Linked DNA regions of Homo sapiens: region 1 is linked to region 2. A link is a loop called in an ENCODE intact Hi-C map of the cell type or tissue named here. Cell type or tissue: Caco-2. All regions are shown on one strand. Region 1 overlaps ATP2C2 (ATPase secretory pathway Ca2+ transporting 2). Region 2 overlaps MEAK7 (MTOR associated protein MEAK7).

Evidence for each region. Hi-C counts contacts between places; a loop is a spot of excess contacts. Peaks named below come from ENCODE experiments on the same cell type or tissue, not always from the same donor. Only the 100,000 strongest peaks of a DNase experiment are listed, where the experiment ranks them.
Region 1: it touches region 2 in a loop (29-fold over the local background); 3 of 110 quality-filtered maps call a loop at or near these places.

Annotation. Positions count from the first base shown.
Region 1 is chr16:84,395,966-84,398,465 of GRCh38, reverse strand. All of the region lies in intron 1 of ATP2C2 (ATPase secretory pathway Ca2+ transporting 2), which reads right to left. Among named protein-coding and RNA genes, the nearest start is that of ATP2C2, 29 kb to the right of the region's middle. In Caco-2, a CTCF peak has its summit at 1,153 (motif pointing left); a DNase peak (open chromatin) is centred at 1,665.
Region 2 is chr16:84,474,259-84,476,758 of GRCh38, reverse strand. MEAK7 (MTOR associated protein MEAK7) reads left to right here. Exons shown (of 8, transcript NM_020947.4): 8 at 1-404. Among named protein-coding and RNA genes, the nearest start is that of ATP2C2-AS1, 8.1 kb to the right of the region's middle. In Caco-2, no CTCF peak of the experiment used is centred here; a DNase peak (open chromatin) is centred at 968.

The sequences.
Region 1 (2,500 bases), 78 kb after region 2:
TGAACTTTTGTACTGATTAATTTTTAAATTTATTTTTTATTTTTATTAGTTTATTTTTTTGAGATGGAGTCTCACTCTGTCACCCAGGCTGGAGTGCAGTGTCATGATCTCAGCTCACCACAACCTCCACTTACCGGGTTCAAGAGATTCTTCTGTCTCAGCCTCCCGAGTAGCTGGGATTACAGGTACGCATCACCACACCCCACTAAATTTTTTTGGTATTTTTAGTAGAGACGAGGTTTCACCATGTTGGCCAGGTTGGTCTCAAACTCCTGACCTCAGGTGATCCGCTTGCCTCGGCCTCCCAAAGTGCTGGGATTAAAGGTGGAGCCACTGCGCCCGGCCACATGTGTTTTTTTTAAAGCATAAAACACACACACACAGTGTGCATATGTGTACAGCTCACAAACTAACCCTTATAACCAGCCCCCAAATTAAGAAACAGATATGACTGGTCCCCTGATGCTCCCTTGGCCAACCTACCTACCTGAGGGGTAACTGCTGTCATGGTTTCAATCCTCATAGATTAGGTTGGCCAGGGTTTGAACTTTATGGAAATGGTGCCATGCAGTATACACTCATACATGCTTTCTTGTCTGATTTCTTTCACTCAACATTGTTAGTGAGATTTATACAAGTGAGAATGCATGTAGCAACAGTACGCTAATTTTCACAGCAGCTTAGTATTCCACTGTATGAGTAGATCACATTGTATTTGTTCTCCTGTTGATGAATATCTGGGTTCCAGTTGTTAGTTGTTGGCTAATACTGATGCATCTATTTTTAAGCAAGTTTTTTTTTTTTTTTTTTGTCACCCAGGCTGGAGTGCAGTGGTGCAATCATAGCTCACTGCAGCCTCAACCTCCCAGGCTCAGGTGATCCTCCTGCTTCAGCCTCCTGAATAGCAGGACCACAGGTGCATGCTATTGTGCCTGGCTAATTTTTTAATATTTTGTAGGGACAGGGTCTCCCTATGTTGCCCAGGCTGAGCGAACTTATTTTACAGAATTGAAACTTGTAAGTGGACAGAGTAGGGCAACAATATACATATGTAGAATCCTGAACCTCGAACTTCCAGGATTCTCCATCAAGTATGCACCATATTGCAGAGAGTGCCTCCTACTGATGATAGGTGGTATCACAGCCTGGTTCTATGGGACATTTTAAATAACCAAAGAAAAGGGGAGGGGAAACACAACCAAGTTCTGGAAGTCCCAGCACTCTGTGTTGAGACCTGCGGGCCTGGAAAGAAGCCACGTGAAACACCTGGAGGCTTCGGGAGGCTTTGCTAATACAAAGGAGACCTCAGAAGCGGAAAAGTGTGAGGTATTTTTGCAAAACCATTCCTAGCATCCTGATACCCAGGATGTGATAATCATCTTTTCCTTTTCCACCAGGTTACTGGAAACTGGGAAAAAGGAAGCAGGAGAGGTATTGAGTAACTTCCTCCTTTAGCTGTAATAGAGATTGCAAATCCCACTCTTCCTTCTTGACAGCCGCCCTCCCCAACCCCAAACCATCTCCTCCCAAATGCCTATTTGCTTAGAAAAGCTGTGCTACCCACCTCGGTTTCATGCGGCTGCTTCTCACTCATGCCCAGTGCCCAGGAGCACAGCAGCGATTACGCAGATCTTTAAGCAGGCTTAGCCATCCATTGGGAGCCCTCCTTAAGTCAACATTGCATTCTTTGTAGAGTTACTTCAAAGAAAAATGTGGATTGCACAAGACTTTTCCCCCCATTCTCAAGATCTGCTCCCGTCGTACCAAATAAAGTGCTTGATTCTTGCGCACACCACAGGTGGAGGCAGGCTGGGCACTCCCCCCATCCCCCACACTCACTCAGCTGCCCTCAGCCTTGCCATTTGTGACTCACTACACCGAATTCACTTTTCCTTTTTTTTTTTTTTTTTTTTTTTGAGATAGAGCCTCACTCTGTCACCCAGGCTGGAGTGCAGTGGTGCGACCTCGGCTCACTACAACCTCCTCCTCCCGGGTTCAAGCGAGTCTCCTGCCTCACCCTCCCCAGTAGCTGGGACTACAGGCACGCACCGCCACGCCTCACTAATTTGTTTTTGTATTTTTAGTAGAGACGGGTTTTCACCAGGTTGGCCAGGCTGGTCTCAAATTTCTGACCTCAGGTGATCTGCCTGCCTCAGCCTCCAAAAGTGCTGAGATTACAGGCGTGAGCCACTGCACCTGGCTCGAAACACATAAATCCCATCTCACACACACACACACACACGCCCGATGCTTGAAAACACTTGCAGAGATTCCAGTGCTCTCAGGATAAGAGCCCAATTACCTTCAATGTGACTGCCCAAAACCCACACATGCTACAACATGGATGAACCTTGAAGATGTTATGCCTGGTGAAATAAGCCAGACCCGAAAGGACAAATCCTATAGGACTCCAGTTACAGGAGGTCCCTAAAATAGTCAAACTCACAGAGACAGAAAGGAGAGCAGAGGTAACCGGGCTGGGGAGTTAGTGTTTAATGAC
Region 2 (2,500 bases):
TGCACACCTGGGCATCACTGTCTTTTACACACTGATGTGTCCCTCGCTTTCTTTTTTAAAGGGAGGTCCGTAACCACCCACCTGCCTCCCTCTTGTCTTTATGGACTGCGTGATGTCCCACCATATGGATGCTCTCGGGCCTAGCGTTCCACCGTCTGCAGCTGGGGAACATTTTGTTTGCAGCTAATCATTGTCATGAATATCGTTTATGTGTGCCTTGCTGTGATGGTGTCTGTGGGATAAACTCTTAGAATTGGAATTGTTGGATTGAGAGGTATATGCCTTTTATTTAGATATAGATGAATTAAAAAAACCTCTTGAGCTCAATTTATACTCAATATACCGGGGTGCCTGTTTGCCATGTTTTCAGCAAAACTGTATTAAAATATGTTTTTTTAACCTGATAGACAAAAACTATATTTTGTTGATATAATATTTACATACTTATGGGGTACATGTATTTGCTACATGTGTAGACTGTGTAATGATCAAGTGAGGGTATTTAGGGGTGTCCGTCAACTTGAGTATCCTTTCCACATTCCAAGCATTGCAAGTCTTCCCTTATGTCTACTGTGAAATACACAGTGCATTGTTGCCGACTCTGGTCACCCAGTGCTGCTATAGAACATGAGAACTTATCTCTTCTAACTGTATGTTTGTACCCCCTTGTGGGGCACCCGGTTCTGTTGCTGTTTGGGGTGCAACTAAGTAATCCTCATGGACCTAGGGGGACCGAACAAAGGGGGCGAACATGGGAATAAAAGACAAGAGACAAAAGAGTATGTTTGGAAGAAGGGGTCAGGGGGCACCTTGCCTCTAGTGGACAAGGGCCCTGAACTTTACACAGCCCTCCGTATTTGTTATGCAAAAGACATAGTGAGAAGGGGGGTGGAAGAAGGGGTCAGCTGCTCAGTCCGGAGTAGGCTTGCAAGACTGCATTCCTCAAACAACAGGCTCTAGATGTCGCAGTAGATAACCTTGGTGACAGGGAGTGATGGCCTCCAGCAAACCTGTTGGCAGGAGCAGTCATGAGTTTGCCCACATCCTGCATTCATGATAAACAGTTTGCTGTTTGATCACACAGCCTCCAGTGGAATGCTGAGTTGGTCACGTCCCACGGGCCTTCGGCTCCCTGCACCCACTAGCCGACATCTCTTGCTCCCTCCCTCCCACTCATATATCCTTCCCATCCTCTAGTATCTATCGTTCTTTTCTCTACCTCCATGAGATCCACTTTTTTTTTTTTTTAGCTGACATACATCAGTGAGAACATGCAGAATTTGTCTTTCTGTGTCTGCCTTTTTCACTGAACATAATGACCTCCAGTACCATCCATGTTGTTGCAAATGACATGATTTCACTTTTTATGGCCAAATAATATTCCATCGTGTATATATACTCTTCCTTTTTTAAAAAATTAAGTTCCAGGGTACATGTGCAGGATGTGCAGATTTGTTACATAGGTAAATGTGTGCCATGGTGGTTTGCTGAACCTATCAACCCATCACCTACGTATTAAGCCCAGCATGCGTTAGCTATTTTTCCTAATCCTCTCCCTCCCGCAGCCCTACCACCAACAGGCCCCAGTCTGTGTTTTTCCCCTCCCTGCATCCATGTGTTCTTACTGTTCAGCTTCCACTTATAAGTGAGAACATGCAGTGTTTGGTTTTCTCTTCCTGTGCCAGTTTGCTGAGGGTAATGGCTCCCAGCTCCATCCATGTTCCTGCAAAGGACATGATCTCATTCTTTTTGATGGCTACTTAGTATTCCATGGTATATATGTGCCACATTTTTAAAATCCAGTCTATCACTAATGGGCATTTGGGTTGATACCATGTCTTTGTTATTGTGAATAGCGCTGCCGTGAACATATGTGTGCATGTATCTTTGTAACATATGATTTATATTCCTTTGGGTATGTACCTAGTAATGGGATTGCTGCGTCCAGTGGTATTTCTGATTCTAGATCTTTGAGGAATCGCCACACTGTCTTCCACAATGGTTGAACTAATTTACATTACCACCAACAGTGGAAGAGCGTTCCTGTTTTTTCTTTTTTTTTTTTTTTTTTCTTGAGACGGAGTCTCACTCTGTTGCCCAGGCTGGAGTGCAGTGGCGTGACCTCCGCTCACTGCAAGCTCCACCTCCCCGGTTCACGCCATTCTCCTGCCTCAGCCTCCCGAGTAGCTGGGACTACAGGCGCCCGCCACCACGCCCGGCTAATTTTTTTGTATTTTTAGTAGGGACAGAGTTTCACCGTGTTAGCCAGGATGGTCTCGATCTCCTGACCTTGTGATCCGTCCACCTCAGCCTCCCAAAATGCTGGGATTACAGGCGTGAGCCACTGCGCCCAGCCGCGTTCCTGTTTTTCTACGATCTCATCAGCATCTATTGTTTCTTGACATTTTAATAATTGCCATGCTGACTGGCATGAGAGGGTATATACCGCGTTTTCTTTATCCGTTCATCCATTGGTGGATGTTTAGGTTGTGTCTACATC